Regions from separate parts of the Homo sapiens genome. Here regions 2 and 3 are each linked to region 1. The links are chromatin contacts, found by Hi-C in ENCODE. All regions are on one chromosome and are shown on one strand. The core of a region is the stretch at or near the end of the contact, and the rest is flanking DNA. Distances in the headings are between cores, read along the strand shown.

Region 1 (2,700 bases), core at 183-2,682:
ATAGACCAGCCAGGATGATGACATTAAAGTGCACATTAAATCTTGTCGCATTTCTCCTGAAAACCCTTCAATGGCCTCCTAGTGCAACTAGAAAAAGACAAGACTCCTTGGCCAGACGCGGTGGCTCACGCACCTTGGGGGGCGAGGCAGGAAGATTGCTTGAGCCCAGGAGTTGGAGACCAGCCTGGGCAACACAGTGAGACCCTGTCTCTAAAAACAAAAACCAAAGAAAACAAGACTCCGTAAGGTGGGTTCCAAGGCCAGACATGAGCTGACCGGAGTCAACCTCTTCACAGTCCACTCTACTTCTTTCCCTCAAACATCCCAGGACTGTAGCTGCCTCAAGGCCTTTGCACCAACGTTTTCCTGTTCAACTCTACTATTCATTCAGGTCTCTAGTCAAGTGTCACCCCCCAGAGCAGCTACCCAGGGTGCAATGTCACCACCACTGCCTCTCCAGTCAACCAAAGCACTATCTGTTTGCTGTACTGCATCTCCCCACCCGCCCACTCCGTAGATTGAGCGCTCTGTGAGAGCAAGGACTTTGTTCACTGCTGGGTCCCCAGAGCAGGGACCAGAACAGGCGCTGGGAAAACATCTGTTGAATGCCCCAGGTACTCCAAAGCCCTTGCTCTTTTCAATCCCAAGCAGGTTCCAAGTCTCCAGCCTTCCAAACCAGGGTTGCCCGGTGCGAAGCCCAGGGGTGAGAGGAACAGGAAGCAGGGCAGATCCGTCCCTGCCCTTAATCCAGGGTGAAGGGTTTAACCTCCAGGACAAGACTTTTGCCGCAGGCTCCAGCTCCTGGCCTAGACTTGGGGCTGGTGCAGGGGACAAGGCGAAGAGTTGAGCCAGGGTCTCGGGAACCCAGCTGCCCTCGCCCCTCTATCCACACCCTATCCCAAGAAATGGTGCGTCCCGCCGCAGGGCGTACGCACAGAGAAGGAAGTGTTCAAGTCTTCCAGTGCGGAGAAAAGAGACTAGGACTCGCCCCTCGACGTCTCGCGGAAGGTACCTGGCTCCCCGGTGGCTGCAGCTCCGGGCTCCTCCTCCTGCGTCCTCGCGTCGCGTACTGCTTGCTGGGATTCGTAGTCTCGCCTTGGCCATCAGTTCGCCCTTCCCAGAGAGCTTTGGGAATCTAAGCCGGGACTGGGCGGAGGGCGGGGAGAAGGTGATGGCGCGCGAGGGCTTCTGGGAGTTGTAGTTTGACATATTCTAACAGCCAGGAATTCTGGAGAAGAAAAATTGGGTAATAAATCTTATCAGATTATCTGGGCTGTCCTGATATGAACCTTTTGAGTTTTTTTCCTCATTCCCAGGATAGGAATACCTCTGTGGTTCAAAACACGAAGGCTGAGATTCAGAGGAACTACAAATCCCATAAAGTGTTGCACGTCTAGGGCCTTTGGGGAACGAGGTCGGCCCCAGCGCAGGCGCGGTGGCGCGAGTTGGACTGTGAAGAAACATGGCGGCCGCGACGTTGACTTCGAAATTGTACTCCCTGCTGTTCCGCAGGACCTCCACCTTCGCCCTCACCATCATCGTGGGCGTCATGTTCTTCGAGCGCGCCTTCGATCAAGGCGCGGACGCTATCTACGACCACATCAACGAGGGGGTGAGGGCCTGTGCCATCCCTGACCTTGGACCCGCCTGAGGGGTGACAGTGGAGTAGAGGTGGGATGGGACTCAGTATACTTTTACCAGGAAGGGGGTAAGGGGTAAACCGTCGGCGTCTTCTGTCTCGAGTCCGCCGTCTGTCCCCTTGGCTTGATGTGAATTCTAAAACGTTAAGCGAGGTTAATATATTTCATTTTGCAGGGGTTGTAAGTATTGCTGTGTGCCACCCTACATACCCACTTGCCCATTATCAGAAGCAAAAACTAAAGGCTAGTGAGAGCAAAGGACTTACTAGCTGCACAGGAAGCCAGGGGCAAGTCAGGGCCAGAAACGGGACCCCTGTCTCTCAGAGTTTCAAGGGCAGATTTGAGCAGGCGACGGTCGTGAAAAGGACGTTAGACACCTTAGACGCCGTGGCTGAAGTTTCAGACGGCGCTTCTGGTCCCCAAGGCTTCCCACGTAGACAGTTGGTATTAATGGTTGAGAGTGGGGGCTATGAAATCAGAAAGCCTTGGATAGGAACACTGGTCCTTGTCACTTAACTGTGGCATTAAGTTGAGCAAGTTTCTTCTCTGAACTCCGTTTTAACTGTGAGATGGAGATATTAATAGTAACCTGAGCACGATTGTGAGGATTACATGAGATGCAGGCAGGGTGCCACATGCCTGGTAGGTGGTACCACTGAAAAATAATCATTGCTTACATTCCTCAGGAGAAAGTGGAAGCATGAGGTAGGAATCGCAACACATTTTTGACTTTTATGTATCATGCACTGTGCTAGGTGCAGTGCATGCTTTATATCGCTAAATTATGACTGTGCTGGAGTAGGCCTTATACATATAGCCCTGTTCCACCACTCACTTGTGTTTTTAATTTGAGACTGTCTGACTCTGCAGCCCGGGAAGGCACTGTCCACTAGTGCTATGCTGCCTGTGACCAGTGCAACTTCCTGCCCCATATGAAAGCATTGCTACTGTCCCATCTCTTGCAAGTGGTTCTGTTAACCACTCCCATTGATCTGGAGAGACATCCAAGTATGTTGTTATAACTCACCCATTTTCCTTGTGCTTTTTTTTGTTTTGTTTT
Region 2 (2,726 bases), core at 115-2,614, 1.6 Mb after region 1:
ACACCGACTCAAAGTACTCGCTGCAGGCGGCCAGCACGGCGCGGTGCGCTGGGAAGCTCTCGTCGCCTACCCGCAAGAGCACGTCGCAGAAGCGCCCGCCGTTTTTGCGCTGCTGGTTCAGGTTGTGCAGCATCTCCGTGCTGTGTCTGCTCACCTGGTATGTGTAGCAGCCAGACGGGCCGCACGAAGCGTCGTTCACCCGCTCCATGGCCGCCGCCCCCTCCCACTAGCCCGGCCGCTGCACCTGCCCGCCCCCTCCCTTCCCCTCAGCAGCGAGAAGCGGGGCGCAGCAGACGTGTCCACACTCCCCACACGTGCCGGCCCGAGGCTCTGTAGTCTCGCAGGTGCGCCGAGTGTACACGCCCCCAGCCCGGATCAGACTGTCTAGACTGCGGGGTGCACCACCCCCCACATAGCCAACCCCCGCCCTCGCTGGACTGCGCGCCACTCTCTCCTCTCCGCCCGCCCGCCTCCCCTTCCCGGTCTACCTTCCGGGGGGGTGCGCGAGCGAAGAGGTGCGCCCCTCCTGCAAACGCGCCTGCCACCTCCCCTCCCGCCCGCCAGGCGGCGCCGGCGCGCAGCCAAGAAGGGCACGCGCACGCGGGGAGGAGAAGGAGGGGTCCGCCGCGCAGGCGCGCGCGCGCGCCGCGGCTTTTCCCGGGCCCGCTGGGGGCGCGCGCTGCGTCCCCTGCAAAGCGCGAGCCGGGGCGGGGGCGCCGGAGCGGAGGAAACAAAAGGCGAAGGCGAAGGCGGCGGCGGCGGGGCGCGCACGGGGGCGGTGGCGCGGGCCGGGTCCCGGAGCCTGGAGGGCGGTGGCGGCGGCGGCGGCGGCTGGAGCGGGCGGGCGGCGGCGGCGGCAGAGTAGGCCCTTCCTCAGGCCGGGAGAAGGCGGCGGCGGAGCGGCGGCTGTGCGGCCCCGGGCTCCGTGTGTTCGGAGCGGAGGAAAGATGGCAGCGGCTGCACTTCCTCTTGCACTTTCACCCCTGGGGGGAGGAGAAGGAGGGGGCGATACCAACAACACCCCCCCTCTCGCTTGCAGAAAAAAAAGAAACGGCGAGCTCAGAGTGGGGGCCCCGGCGTCCCCGGCCTTGCACGTGCGCGCCCGGATGCCTAGCCCGGGCCGCCTGGCGCTGCAAACTTTACACTTTCTTTGTGCCGAGCGCCCCCCCCTCACCAAGACGAGGATGCACGTCCCCCCTTCCCTATTTATACACCCCCCCCCCGCAGTCCGCTCCCCCCGCTTCCTGCCCCCCCTCCCCATTCCCCAGATCCGCCAATGCTAGAGCAGCCTGAGCCCCCGTCCGGCCCCCGCCTCCCCACCCCGCCCGCGGGGCCGGGGGCTGCAGTCTCAGCCCCCCCGGACCAATGCAAACGAAGCGCCGAGCCAGCAAACCAGCTCCCACTGCCCCTCCCCTGCCCGCTGAGAGTGGCGGCTAGCAGGGTGGGGGGGCAGGAACTGAGGGGTGCGGATCCGGGCCCCCCAGCCTGCGAAGCGCACTCGCAGGTCGAGCGGGCGTCGTCCACCCTTCGGAGCCCCGCTTTCATGCGTGAAATTCCCAGAAGTCGCCTGCGACCGCCTCCCTGCTTCAAACACCAGAGAGGGCCCGGGGTCCTGGCCGGAGACAGGCCGAACCTCCGGAGCTGCTTCTGCACCCGGTACATTGATCGATCTGATGGGCTGCGCGCCCGGAAGAGCTGGAGAGATGAAGCCAGCGTCCAGCTTCTCCCCCAAACCACAGCACGCCGAGCTTTGTCCCCGGGGAGCGTGAAGTCACCAGCTCCGGGAGGCGACAATATGAGGGCGATGGACGGGGCAGGGACCCCCGGAAGCCCCAGCAATCCTCAGGGAAGTGGGGGTGCCGGAGGAGTCGGGGACACCCTCAGGCCTCTCCAAGCCCGGAGCATCCCCAGCGCCCGCAGCCCTGTGAGACGCCGGGTGCTCTGGTAATGGGCCCTGCCGCCAGGCCTCGGCGCTTTGTCCCCGGCCCGCCCGGGGATGCTACCACGCTAGAGTTGTACACCAAGGTTTGTCTTCCCAGGAAGCGCTGGCGGCTGCCTTTGGGCCGCCTGGCGCGGAGCCCCAGGCTGCAGGCGCCGCGTGTGCGGGCGGGAAGTTCCCACAGTTGCAAAGAGGCAGCGAAGTATGTGTTCCAAACTTTCCACGGTTCCAAACTGAGCGCTTCCATTAAGAGAAGCGGTGTGCGGGGGAAAAGCATTCTGGGTATTAGCATGCAAATGAACGGGCCCGGCTTCCAACTCCGCTCGGGATTCCCACCGCTGCGCGCCGAGCTCGCGCCCAGCCACGCGCGCCCTGAGGCTTCCGGGCGTTGCCCTGGCGGATGATCCGAGTTCAAAATCGAGACCTCTGCCTTCTGGTTTCGTGTCCTGGTGCTTAGTCACTTGGCCTCCCTGAGATTCAGTTAAACTGTTTCTTAACCTGTGCACAGGGACAGCAGCACCTGTCCTGCACACCTCCGCTCTAGGGCATAGTACATGCCAAACTCCTGTTGGAGAGAATGAATTAGAGGCATGAAGAAAGTTCCCTGGACACGAAGCCAGGAGATCTGTGTTCTAAGCCCAGACTCACTGTCACCTTAGGCTAGTGCCTCCCTCTCTGAGCCACAGCTTTCTTGGGCGGATTTTGGGAACTGGCACGTTTTATTTTTGAGAGAGCTGCTGGGAACATCCACAGAGAAAGAGAAAGGGGCCGGGCGCGGTGGCTCACG
Region 3 (2,700 bases), core at 12-2,511, 2.0 Mb after region 1:
AATTTGGGAAAGTATTGAACAGCAGGATCTAAGGGGACTGGAAGTGTCTCTTTCTCTAACCCCTAAGTGGGAGGGAGTCTTCCACTCCAGTGAGAAAGGATGGTTGAACACTTGTGATGGAGGCTGCGAGGGGCATGCATGGAAAAATATGCTTCTCTGTGCAAGATATTAGTTTTCTTTTTTAACAGATTAAGTAATAGTAATAGCAACAGCTTACCAAAAGCTTACTATATAACTAGTATTTACACAAATGCTCCCTTAGCCCGCATGACAATTCTAAGAAAACAGAACCCAAATTGGAGATGGACTGAGATTCAGACAAGTTAAACAAATAGTCAAGGTCACAAAGACGTTAAGTGAGAGACCCAGGTTTGCAACGATTACACTCCAAAAGCCATGCTCTTAATAATGCAAGGGAAAGGAGCTCACTGCACACCAAGAGGCTTAAAGGGAAGAAGAGAAGCGAGGGTCTCTCTGTGGACATCACGAGGGGAGAGGGAGAAAGGTTGATTTCTGATACCATAAAGTAAAATTTCAAGGTCTTCCTCTCCGTATCTTGGGGTACAGGCGAAAAATAAAGGAGGAAGGTAAGTCTCTTTCTTACTGGGAAGAAAGATCCCCTCTGTCACTTTCAGGCAAGTTGGGTCTCACTCTTCACCTGGGTGACGCTGACCAAAGTTGGGGGAAAGGTCTCATTTAGGGGTTATCTTTTACTCCTCCTCAGGATAAGTTCAGAATCCCCCTCGAACCCTGGGAGTGGGTCTCCCTCTGCTGACCAACGGATGAGCGCTAAGAAAGAGCGTACGCCTCCGATAAGGGGCGTCGTCCTCTCCGAGGAGATAAGTTGGGGGATCCCTGTTGTATCGAGGTTGAAGAGGAGTCTCTCTCCCGCGTCGGAGCCATGACTCGGAGAAGCCGCTTTTCTCTAGCGACGCGGGGCCTGGTCTCCTCCCTCTCCCTGGGTCGTTCCGCCGCCCACAGGGCAGCCTTGGTTCCTTTCCGCGCCCCGAGAGGGCGGGGGGCCTGGACTCCCCTTTAGCAGCACCACCCGGCGGAGGGTCCCTTTAGGGCGGAGTGGGGCGGGGCGGCTACGCCCGAAGCCTTCCAGTCCCGGCCTCTTACCCTGAGACCTCCTCCGCGGCCCGCGCTTGCCCAGCCAGCTCAGCCCCTGCAGCTGCAGCCCCGTCGTCGCCAGGTCTACCTGAGCCTACGGAGCCGACAGAGGCCGGGGGCGCTCCGGCCGCCGCCACCTCTTCGTCTCTATGGTCCCCCTGCACTTCCTCATCCGGGGCCCGAGCCAGCCATGCGGACTCGCCCAAATCCCGCCCCCGCACCGCGCGCGCGCACTCCAAGGGAAGGCTCTTCCTGATTCTGACCTCCCGCCCTCTGCTAGCCCCAGCCTCCCTCAACCCCGCCCCTGCGGCTCAAACTCTTAAAGGGAAACACAACTTTTGGTTCTGCTCCTGCTGAGCCACAGGACCCAGTGCCGGCCTTCGCTGCTGTCACCCTGTTCCAGTCCACCGTTTTTCTAGTCTGGACGGCTACAATTCTAAGGGCCTGCCTGCTTCCACTCTGGCAGCCCGAGAGATCTTATTCTACTGGAAAGAGTGTTTTGGGTCATGACACTCCTCTGCTTCTTCTAATCACACTGACCACTAAATAAATGGCACCTCTGCCTCCAGTTGGTTACAGAACCTTGTTTTATTTTCTTCATAGCTTTAACACTAGCTGAAATTTCTATGTCTCATCTCTTTATTGACTTGTTTATCATTTATCTTCCTCCACCTTGTCTGTTTTGTTCATCACTTAATGCTCAGCACCAAGAGCAGTGTCCGGCACAAAACTAGACGCTCAATGGACATTTGAAGGAAGGAAGAAATGTTTATCCAGTGGAAGAATTGAGGTCCAGATAATGAAATCGACTTGCCCCAAATAATACGGCTTTGTGTTAAAAAATAGAAATCGACCAGGCGCGGTGTCTCACGCCTGTAATCCAGCACTTTGGGAGGCGAAAGCGGGAGAAGCACTTCAGCCCAGAAGTTTGAGACCAGCCTGGGCAACATAGTGAGACATCGTTTCTGCCAAAAAACAAACAGCTGGGTCTGGTGATGTGTGCCTGTAATCCCAGCTACTCTGGAGGCTGAGGCAGGAAGATCACTTGAGGCTGGAAGGTTGAGGCTGCAGTGAGCAGTGATAGTGCCACTGCACTCCAGCCTGGATGACACAGCAAGACTCTTTCTCAAAACAAAACAAAAATTGCTCAGGTGTTGATGCACCTGTGCTCCTAGCTACTGGGGAGCCTGAAGCAGGAGGATCGTTTGAGCCCAGGAGTTTGAAGCTGCATTGAGCTATGATGGTGCCCCCACTGCACTCCAGCCTGGGCAACAAAACAAGACACTGTCTCAAAAAAAAAAAAAAAAAAAAAAATTGAATGCTTCAAAGTTTCGTTTCTTTCTTTCTTTTTTTTTTTTTTGAGACGGGGCCACGTTCTGACACCAGGCTGGAGTGCAGTGGTAGGATCTCGGCTCACTGCAACCTCTGCCTCCCAGGTTCAAGAGATTCTCCAGCCTCAGCCTCCTGAGTAGCTGGGATTACAGGCGCATGCTACCATGCCCAGCTAATTTTTGTATTTTTAGTAGAGACAGGGTTTCACCATGTTGGCCAGGCTGGTCTTGAACTCCTGACCTCGAGTGATCCGCC

Evidence for each region. A loop is a pair of places that touch in the nucleus more often than their neighbours do. Pooled maps may share reads with other maps.
Region 2: a loop to region 1 is called in a pooled map, with 23 times the contacts of the local background. The contact joins the promoter of LINC01521 here to the promoter of UQCR10 in region 1. A Hi-C loop is called at or near these places in 6 of 50 pooled maps.
Region 3: a map of CD4-positive, alpha-beta T cell shows a loop between it and region 1 (10-fold over the local background). The contact joins the promoter of PRR14L here to the promoter of UQCR10 in region 1. A Hi-C loop is called at or near these places in 3 of 168 maps with a recorded cell type or tissue (CD4-positive, alpha-beta T cell, CD8-positive, alpha-beta T cell and naive thymus-derived CD4-positive, alpha-beta T cell), 1 of 37 single-sample maps with no recorded cell type and 14 of 50 pooled maps.

What each region holds. Positions count from the first base shown.
Region 1 is chr22:29,765,937-29,768,636 of GRCh38, forward strand. It overlaps UQCR10 (ubiquinol-cytochrome c reductase, complex III subunit X), which reads left to right and starts at 1,433. Exons shown (of 2, transcript NM_013387.4): 1 at 1,433-1,612. The coding sequence starts at 1,463. It overlaps ZMAT5 (zinc finger matrin-type 5), which reads right to left and starts at 1,071. Exons shown (of 6, transcript NM_001003692.2): 1 at 936-1,071. RefSeq lists enhancers at 306-955, 925-1,154, 956-1,605, 1,515-1,564.
Region 2 is chr22:31,345,395-31,348,120 of GRCh38, forward strand. LINC01521 (long intergenic non-protein coding RNA 1521) reads left to right here and starts at 1,365. Exons shown (of 1, transcript NR_120386.1): 1 at 1,365-2,726. It overlaps PATZ1 (POZ/BTB and AT hook containing zinc finger 1), which reads right to left and starts at 952. Exons shown (of 5, transcript NM_014323.3): 1 at 1-952. The coding sequence starts at 208. RefSeq lists silencers at 328-747, 1,118-1,187, 1,238-1,457.
Region 3 is chr22:31,748,871-31,751,570 of GRCh38, forward strand. PRR14L (proline rich 14 like) reads right to left here and starts at 1,262. Exons shown (of 9, transcript NM_173566.3): 1 at 1,123-1,262. RefSeq lists enhancers at 272-904, 1,144-1,703, 1,193-1,487.